Regions from separate parts of the Mus musculus genome. Here all the other regions are linked to region 3. Evidence: chromatin contacts called from ENCODE Hi-C or POLR2A ChIA-PET data. All regions are on one chromosome and are shown on one strand. Each heading gives the region's core, a stretch centred on a gene start or an enhancer-like site at or near the end of the contact. The rest is flanking DNA. Distances are from core to core; before and after follow the strand shown.

The links. Hi-C counts contacts between places; a loop is a spot of excess contacts on that map. ChIA-PET counts read pairs that join two places held with the same protein, here RNA polymerase II (POLR2A).
Region 1: a loop to region 3 is called in a map of left cerebral cortex, with 5 times the contacts of the local background. The contact joins the enhancer-like site here to the promoter of Egfr in region 3. A Hi-C loop is called at or near these places in 2 of 37 maps with a recorded cell type or tissue (gastrocnemius and left cerebral cortex). POLR2A ChIA-PET finds 5 or more read pairs at or near these places in 1 of 5 experiments (Patski).
Region 2: POLR2A ChIA-PET joins it to region 3 with 14 read pairs in Patski. The contact joins the promoter of Egfros here to the promoter of Egfr in region 3. A Hi-C loop is called at or near these places in 1 of 37 maps with a recorded cell type or tissue (left cerebral cortex). POLR2A ChIA-PET finds 5 or more read pairs at or near these places in 1 of 5 experiments (Patski).

The regions. Positions count from the first base shown.
Region 1 is chr11:16,847,710-16,850,409 of GRCm38, reverse strand. The region is part of intron 1 of Egfr (epidermal growth factor receptor); the gene reads right to left. Among named protein-coding and RNA genes, the nearest start is that of Egfros, 18 kb to the right of the region's middle. Within about 2 kb of position 1,362, at least 1 of the 3 ENCODE cell types and tissues checked has a DNase peak (open chromatin) inside an H3K27ac peak, as active enhancers do; it is gastrocnemius, where a contact is called at or near this core.
Region 2 is chr11:16,829,422-16,832,121 of GRCm38, reverse strand. Egfros (a long non-coding RNA gene) reads left to right here and starts at 1,372. Exons shown (of 3, transcript XR_003949851.1): 1 at 1,372-1,678. The region is part of intron 1 of Egfr (epidermal growth factor receptor); the gene reads right to left.
Region 3 is chr11:16,750,889-16,753,588 of GRCm38, reverse strand. Egfr (epidermal growth factor receptor) reads right to left here and starts at 1,386. Exons shown (of 28, transcript NM_207655.2): 1 at 1,019-1,386. The coding sequence starts at 1,106.

The sequences.
Region 1 (2,700 bases), core at 113-2,612, 97 kb before region 3:
ACTCCAACTTCCCTTGGTAAACAAGTGAAAACACAACATCAGATCAAAGGAATAAATTGGCTATAAGTGTCAGTGTTGAATTCAGAGACCTTACCAGTGCCTCAATTTTCCACTTGAAAAACTGTGTGTGTGTGTGTGTGTCTTCCATTTTTATGTTTTTTTTTCTCTGCATTCCTCTCCTCCAGATCATTGCCTACATCATTACTTAGGAATATAGTTTACATTATTTATATGAATTATAAATCAAAAGTAATCTTGGACAAGGTGTTTAATTTGCAAGGAAATAAAAGAATTCTGATCCAGAAAATGGGACTGGAAATTAGATTGGAACAAATCTCTGCAGAGAGATTCTGGACAGGGAGCCATGCAGTGCAGTCCTCACCACAAGACAGATTATATGCTTTCCTGTTTTTACTCATGGTTTTCAAAAGTCCGATTTTAATGCACTGTCATATATAAGGTCATCTCTGGAAACATATGCACTTTTATGTTGTTCTACCATGAGCACTAGAAAAACAAGCTAACAAACAAGTACACAGTTCCTCTTATCACAGAAAATAAAAAGAAAGGACAAGACACTGGACCTAAATGAGTAGTTAGCGGTGATGATGCTGAAGTTCAGAAAGAAGGCAACTACTGGAAGAGTAGCTGGGGGATGAAGTAGGCTGAGCATGAACCTATATACCGAGACAGAGCTGCCGGCCAAGACCGAAGGTGCACCCAAGTCCAGCTTCTATTGTTCTTTCAGACTAAGACTGTTCTCTGTACTACAGATGCTTTTAAAAGGGAGAAAAGAATCTTTAAACAAATTGCTGGCCTGATCTCACCAGTGAAAGCAGTGGTAAGCTAGCTGTTAGTCAAGTTACAGAACAAGGCAGGTCTCACAGCTACTTAAAACAGATAGCAGTGTGTGTGTCTTCATCAAAAAAAGTGTTTCAAAATCAAAATGAGAAGAAGAGAGAGAGAGTAAAATAACCCCCTAGATGTTTGACTACAGAGTGACTTGAACCAGACTTTTCCTGGCACTTGTCAGTGGTTACTACACTCGCAGTGACAAGTCAGGACTAAAACCCTGTTTTTCCCTTTATCTGAGAAACTTCCTAATCCCTCTGAGCCTCTTATTTTCATCTATTAAACAGGAACAAAACAATTACTATGACTCTGGGAGGATTTGGTGAGTTGGGAGAGTCCCTGGCAAAGCACGTGATACGTGGAAAACCCTTACTAAACCCCACTGTGGCTTGAATCTGAATTAAATCTGGATCATTTCCCACTAGCGTGAATTGCTTCCTTCCGTTCAAGCGCTCTCAGAGGAGGCTGACCTTCTTGGCCTGCTGCTCACACTGCTGGTGTGTGGCCTTTCTAAGATCTATAAGGTCTTGCCACAGAGGGAGGGATAGCTAATACTGACCACAGCTAACTGCCCACCCGGATGGCAGGGATGTGGCCATGGCCCATCAGGAAGGTGACTGGGCCCAAGTCTTACCAGATGGGGTGTGCTAAGGCACTTGGCAGTAAGAAAGCCAAGCCTCCAAGAGCCTTGCAAAATTCTTTCACAAGGAGTCCCCACTTGCCTCTTGGAATGTTTTCCCCTGTTGTTATTTTTCATTCAGTAACGGGTCTTTCCTGACCCTTTGCAGTGGTTTTCTACGTTGATTATATAAAGACTAGGCTCACAACCAAAACTAAGTTGATTTGGATTTGTGTGCTTTGTTTGCACATGTTTGTATTCAGTTGCCCTTGAAAATGAGCAACCTTTTCACTTACTCCTAGTTAGACTAAGTATCTCTTTGTTTGATTCTTAAATGGGTAAAAGGCTATGGTAGGTTGTAGAGGAGAGCTGAATCTGGCATCGTTCCTCCCAGTAAGGAGGCCTGAGATTCTCTTAGACATCTTGAATTCAAAGCTCATTTTCAGGATTCACTCATTATGGGAAACAAAAACAAAAACAAAAACCTACTCAAAAAACATTAACAACTACCAAATTCTCTCATGAAAAGCCCAAGCCAAGCTCTGTCACATAACAATTTGAACTTGGGCTCCAAAAGCCATCTCAATGGGCTTGCTGTTTTGTTCCTTCTAGGTTGTGGTCACCTTTCTATGGTGGAGGCTATTGAAAAGCTTCTGTAAGGCAAAAGACACCGTCAATAAGACAAAGAGACCACCAACAGATTGGGAAAGGATCTTTACCAGTCCTAAATCAGATAGAAGACTAATATCCAATATATATAAAGAACTCAAGAAGGTGGACTCCAGAAAATCAAATAACCCCATTAAAAATGGGGCTCAGAGCTAAACAAAGAATTCTCACCTGAGGAATACCGAATGGCTGAGAAGTACCTAAAAATGTTCAGCATTCTTAATCATCAGGGAAATGCAAATCAAAACAACACTGAGATTTCACCTCACACCAGTCAGAATGGCTAAGATAAAAAATTCAGGTGACAACAGATGCTGGCGAGGATGTGGAGAAAGAGGAACACTCCTCCATTGTTGGGGGGATTGCAAGCTTGTACAGCCACTCTGGAAATCAGTCTGGCAGTCCCTCAGAAAATTGGTCATAGTACTACCGGAGGATCCCGAAATACCTCTCCTGGGCATATATCCAGAAGATGTTCCAACTGGTAAGAAGGACACATGCTCCACTATGTTCATAGCAGCCTTATTTATAATAGTCAGAAGCTGGAAAGAACCCAGATG
Region 2 (2,700 bases), core at 123-2,622, 79 kb before region 3:
CATCCTGGCTTCAGAATGCTTCTCCAGCTACTTCACACCTGGGCCCAAGATCTGCCAAGGGCCAGCTGGTCATGTGCAGTCTAGTGGATGACAGCCAGTGAGAGGCAGAAGAAAGGAGAGCAGGCTGAAACCAGTTAGAAATAAAGCATACAAAGCAGTATTTGCAATTCTACTTCCAGATGGGAAGAGGAAAGGGCAGGAAAACACGGAGGTTACAGAATGAGACGGCCGCTTTACTTTGAATTTGTCCTCTCAGCGGCGGTCTTGTACAGTCTTGGTTTGGGATACATGCTAAGACAATGATAGATGAGTGAATATTTGTAAGACATTTAAGATGTAAAAAAAAGTGGGGGGGCTTGCAAATCACTGAGGTTGATGTAAGTCAAAGTATTTAGGCTGATTTTAACCTGTTCCTGCTCCTTCTTCTGTGCTCGGGCTATCCAACGCTGAAGGAGATGGCCCTCGGAAGAGTGAACAACCTTGAACACAACAATTCGAAAGAATACTTCTGTTTTGTTGTTTACTCTGTTTCATAGAAAGACTATGTCCAATCCAGGATCCTCCTCCTCCTCCTCCCCCTCCTCCTCCTTCTATTTCTCTCTCTCTCTCTCTCTCTCTCTCTCTCTCTCTCTCTCTCTCTCTCTCTCCCTCCCTCCCTCCTTCCCTCCCTCCCTCCCTCTCCCTCTCCTTCTACCCCCCTCTTTCTTTCTGACTCTATTCCCATTTATAGAAACATACAGACTAGAAGATATCGTGGACATTATGTCCAAAATTTTATACCATGAAATATATTATACTAGGGAGTATATTATGTGCAGCTTTAAATAATGAGTTTCACAAATTAAACAAAAATAAAAACCTTAAAAGGTCTTTTTGGAAACCCTTTGAAATTCTCTTAAGAATTGTAAGATTCTTTCTTGCCCCACAATAATATCTTAGAATGTTTTACTTCTGCGATGAATGCTCATATGTTTTGGAATATTTTCCCCATTTATCCTAAGCCTGAAAGCACTTTCAAATCTGATTAGCTGGGTGATCATGCTCAATGGAAAAGGTCTTTTGGCCCAGACACTGCATAGCTGATGTGCCCCACCCACCAGGAAGGAGCTTGCTCCCCTTTTCTTTACAAAGCGGTCTAGAACTCTGTCAGTGCTCTTTGGAAAGGAGGATGCTTTTCTTTTCGTTTGCTGTAGACTTTCACAGGTCAGACTTCCATTGCCAGAAAAGGAACACAATCTAAGAGCAGTAACCTGTCTTAAATTTGTCATGGGAAACCCAGGTTCACACCTAAGCACAGAGCGAGTATCACTTTAAGAGCTGACATGCTATCCAGTCTCTCTGCAAAGGTAACTTTCTGACTAACAATGAGTCACATGGGAAAGCAGGAGGCCACTGAATCACTGCCTTAGAACCTGCCCTGTCTTGCTTCAGTGCCGTCCCTGACACAGGATTTGCTTCCAGCCGGCAGCTAGCATTGCCACTTCAGAGAAAGGCCCTTGTTTTTTATTTATTTATTTTCAGGATCGCGAGGCTCTATCCCAACAGCAAAATTTGCTTAAAGCCAATTACCTGGGAACCCATGCCAACACTGACAGATCTTTCATTCCCCTAGATATACATTTTTTTTTCTAGCGAGAACCTTTGCGTAGTCTTTCGGAGAGAGTGTGAGCACATGCAGGTAAGCTTTGTTTGGGTCACATCAGTACGTTGGGTGGAAAGATACGTAAGCAGCTTTGCAGATCTCATAATAACTCTTCTCTATGCAATAATATGTGCCCTGTCTAAGTTCCATTAATATGTGCGCTGTCTAAGTTCCAAGGTGAGGGAATTTATGGCCAAATAAGGCAACCTATCCACCCTGTGGACCTGTGATGTCTAGCTTATTAAATGCTGTTTCTATTGCTTTCTTTGCAGCCAAGGTTTATCATGCTATTCTATTTTATTATCATGACTATGCAAAGTTTCTCGTTAGAAAAAAAATTGCACATCTAGGGGAATGAAAGATCTGTGAGTGTTGGCATGGGTCCCCCGGTTATATCCTTCCATCTACATTTCTGCTTTCATCATTAAAACACAAGCTTCAGGACCTTGCCGCCGTGTTTCTATGACAAAGCCGCATGCATTTGGTATGATTGTTGTCCACTGTAGAGGTCAACGCCATTGGACTTTAAGTTGCTTGTTGGACCATCATATTTCTCCTCACTCACCATCTCTTATACCAGCACCAGATGAACTCTGAAAGAGTTCCACAGGAGGGTGAAGATGCAGCCTCCTCCCCATCCCTCTGGTCATAGCACACAGCCCTCAGTTCTTTCCACTGTTATTCACAAATCTCAAGCACTTGATCTTCGTCCCTCTTAACTACACATTATCAGATTCTACAAAGCACTTCATATCACTTAACAATAGTCTTCACTTCCCACAGCTACCCACAGAAGCTGGCCTCACTACATAAACATGCAACATTGGGAGTGCTCATTCAGGCCTTTCAAAGGAATGTGCCAAATATGGGAGAATTGAAGACACGACAGGCATAGTACGGGCTATCCACACACCCAAATACAGGATATTATCAAAAGAGTTAGCTAGATTTCTGTTTCTGCAAGAAAATATGCACAAACAGTAACAGGAAGTTAAAGAGAAAAAAAATAAGAAAATTTCTAGAATTTAATTCTGAAGAACTCAGCTCTGAGTTACTTT
Region 3 (2,700 bases), core at 137-2,636:
AAGTTTGCTACCGGCCTCATTTTGAAACACCAAGGGTGCACTACACCCAAGGGCCCAGCTGTCACAAGGAGGTCAGCCATCCATTGCAAAGGCAAGTGATGCTGCAGCAGCCCAAGCTTCTGGGAAAGGGCAAATTCAGGGATCCCAGGGGAAGTAGCCACCCCGCAACGCTAGCTCCAATCTGGCATGGAGCCTTGGTCCCCAACCAGTGCACCTAGCCTGGCAAGTCTCTGGCATGCTCTATGCCTAAGAGGCGGAATCGACCCACCCCACCCGCCACCCCCACGCCCTCCTTTTTTTTTTCCTAGTGAAGAAGCAAATGACCACTAACACCATCTCTTCCCAGAAGTCCTAGGTGGTTAGTGACAGAGAGATCTCCACACTTCCAGGTCATTGCTGCAACTACACACCCGCGAAAGGGCAAGCCAGAAATCTGCAAGCTACATTGGGACTCAGGCTACCAGGTCCTGAGAGTACCCTGCTGGAGAAGAGAGGAGTTGAGGGAAACCGCGCTCAGGAAACCGCGCGTCTCAGAGGTTCCGACCTTGACCAGGGGCGCGTTGGTTCGCACTCCAGTCCCTCAACTCTCACACTGAGCGGGTGGGACACACCCGACCCGCTTGAGGATCCGGGGTCCCTCCGCTCTCCCTGACAGTACTGGGCGCACGTGCGCCAATGCCCGGCGTCCCGCGCTGTCCCGCACCACGTTTCTGCTCCGAACGCCTACTGAGCGCAGGAAAGTGAGGCAACTAAGTTGGCAGCAGTCAAGAGCCCCGGAGCGCACAGCCGCGGCTCCCACGCTGCCCTGGCAGCCCCTCTGCTCCTAGCCCAGTCTCCCTTCCTTCGGCGGCCCCAGTCTCGCCCATTCCAGACTCCGTCCAGTTCCTCCTATGGTCCCGGCCGCCTTTGGGAGCCAGAAGAGGAGGAGCGGGCGGCTGGGGACTTAGAGTCCCGAGCGGAGGTTGGGACTGGGCGAGCTAGCTCGCAGGGGGCGCGGGCCGGTGGGACACGCCCTTACCTTTCTTTTCCTCCAACGCCCCACCTGCGGCGCAGAGCGCGGTCAGCAACACCAGCAGTGTGGTTCTCGCGGTCCCTGAGGGTCGCATCTCTGACCGGGAGAGGTTGGCTCTGGCTCTCCGGGATTAATCCGAGACAGACGGAGTCCCACGGTTGTGCCCAGTGACTGCGCCGGCAACGACGAGACCCGGACACAGGCTCGCGTCCAGGTGACCTGTCGTCTGTCTGGGAGGCGGTAGCCTCCGGGACTCGATCCAGACGCCCTAGCCCAGGAGGAGCGCACAGTGCGGGAAGAAGAGGAGGGAGGCTGCTGCGCGTTGCGCTGGGGCTGCCCAGACGTCTAGTTAGCTCGGGTCGGGACTGGGGGAGGCTGGGCGGGAGGAGGAGGGACTAAAGAAGGAGGAGGGATCCAGAGGAGCGAAGAGGAGGAGAATGTCAGGAGAGAGGAAGCGCTCTCCGCGAGGATCGAAAGCAGGCAGTGACCGGAAGGTGGTGGTGGATGGCCTTGGCCACCACTAGACAAGGCTCTGGGGGCGAGTTCTGGCTGTGTGCAGCGGGTCAGTGGGTGGCCTTTGGAGTTAATTTCTGAGGGGACTCCGCTCCGCTGCATTTCAGGACCTAGGAAGTCCAGCCAATCTATGCCAGGGTCCCCTCCTTCCTTCCCTCTGTCTCCCACCTTCTTCCTTCCTTTCTTTCAATTAACCAAACAACTCTGGACCACCTCGGTTACAAACTGTCCAACCACAGAGCACAGGTTGGAGAATAACACAGGTGGGGACGCTGTTCACGTATTCTCCATAACTTCTCCAGGATCTCAGAAGGGTCAGGCTGACTTGGCAGCAGTTTCCAACAGCACAGGCAGAGGCGGGTGCCTCAAGTCTGAAGTGGCACTAAGAAGTCCAAGGGTCCTTCAGATCCCATCAAGAACCCTCCATGTCTTCTGAAAGAAGGGCAGCCAACTCCTGACACTTAGAAGGGCCTCAGTATATTTGCTGGATGAAAGCATGCATGTTGAAGAACATGGCATTTTCTACACCTGGAGCCAGTCTGGAGTGCTTGAAAAGCAAAGCAACGTACACATGAGGCAAATTCCTCCACAAAAGCAGAGACTTGACATAACAGCAGTGAACAAATCTTTAGAGCAGTTAGCATCCTCTAGTGACCTCAGCTAGCCCTGCCGCACATCAGGAGGCAAATTGCCAAGTAAGTTCACTTAGAATTTGACCAGTAGAAATGTGTCCCTGAACTTCAGGACCCACAACTAAATTCCTTCAGCAAAGACCAACCAATGTCCCTACTTCTTAGCTATCAGAGGAATGTCCCCTGCTTCCATTCAATCCAAAGTCTCTGAGTTTTTCACAAAATCACTTGGTCCCCTAATTTAGGCCCCTTTGCTGTGGGTGTCCTTGTTAGCAGAAGTCATGGCTAACCAGTGAGGCTCAGTCCAGCTTTTTCCATGCAGCCAGAAAGGAGGCATTCCGGACTTTTCGTCCGCACCCTGCAAAGTCAGGGCTGCTGCCCAAGTTTTGTAGGTGGCGTCTTGAATGGGAACACGTCACCCAGCCTGTGCAGGGACCCTCATCACAACCTGAGACCTTCACTGAGAAGTAGAGCGGGGTTTCTTAAACTTTTCCCACGGGCAACCTCTTTTCATAGATGCTTTTTATGTAATCTTGGGATTTT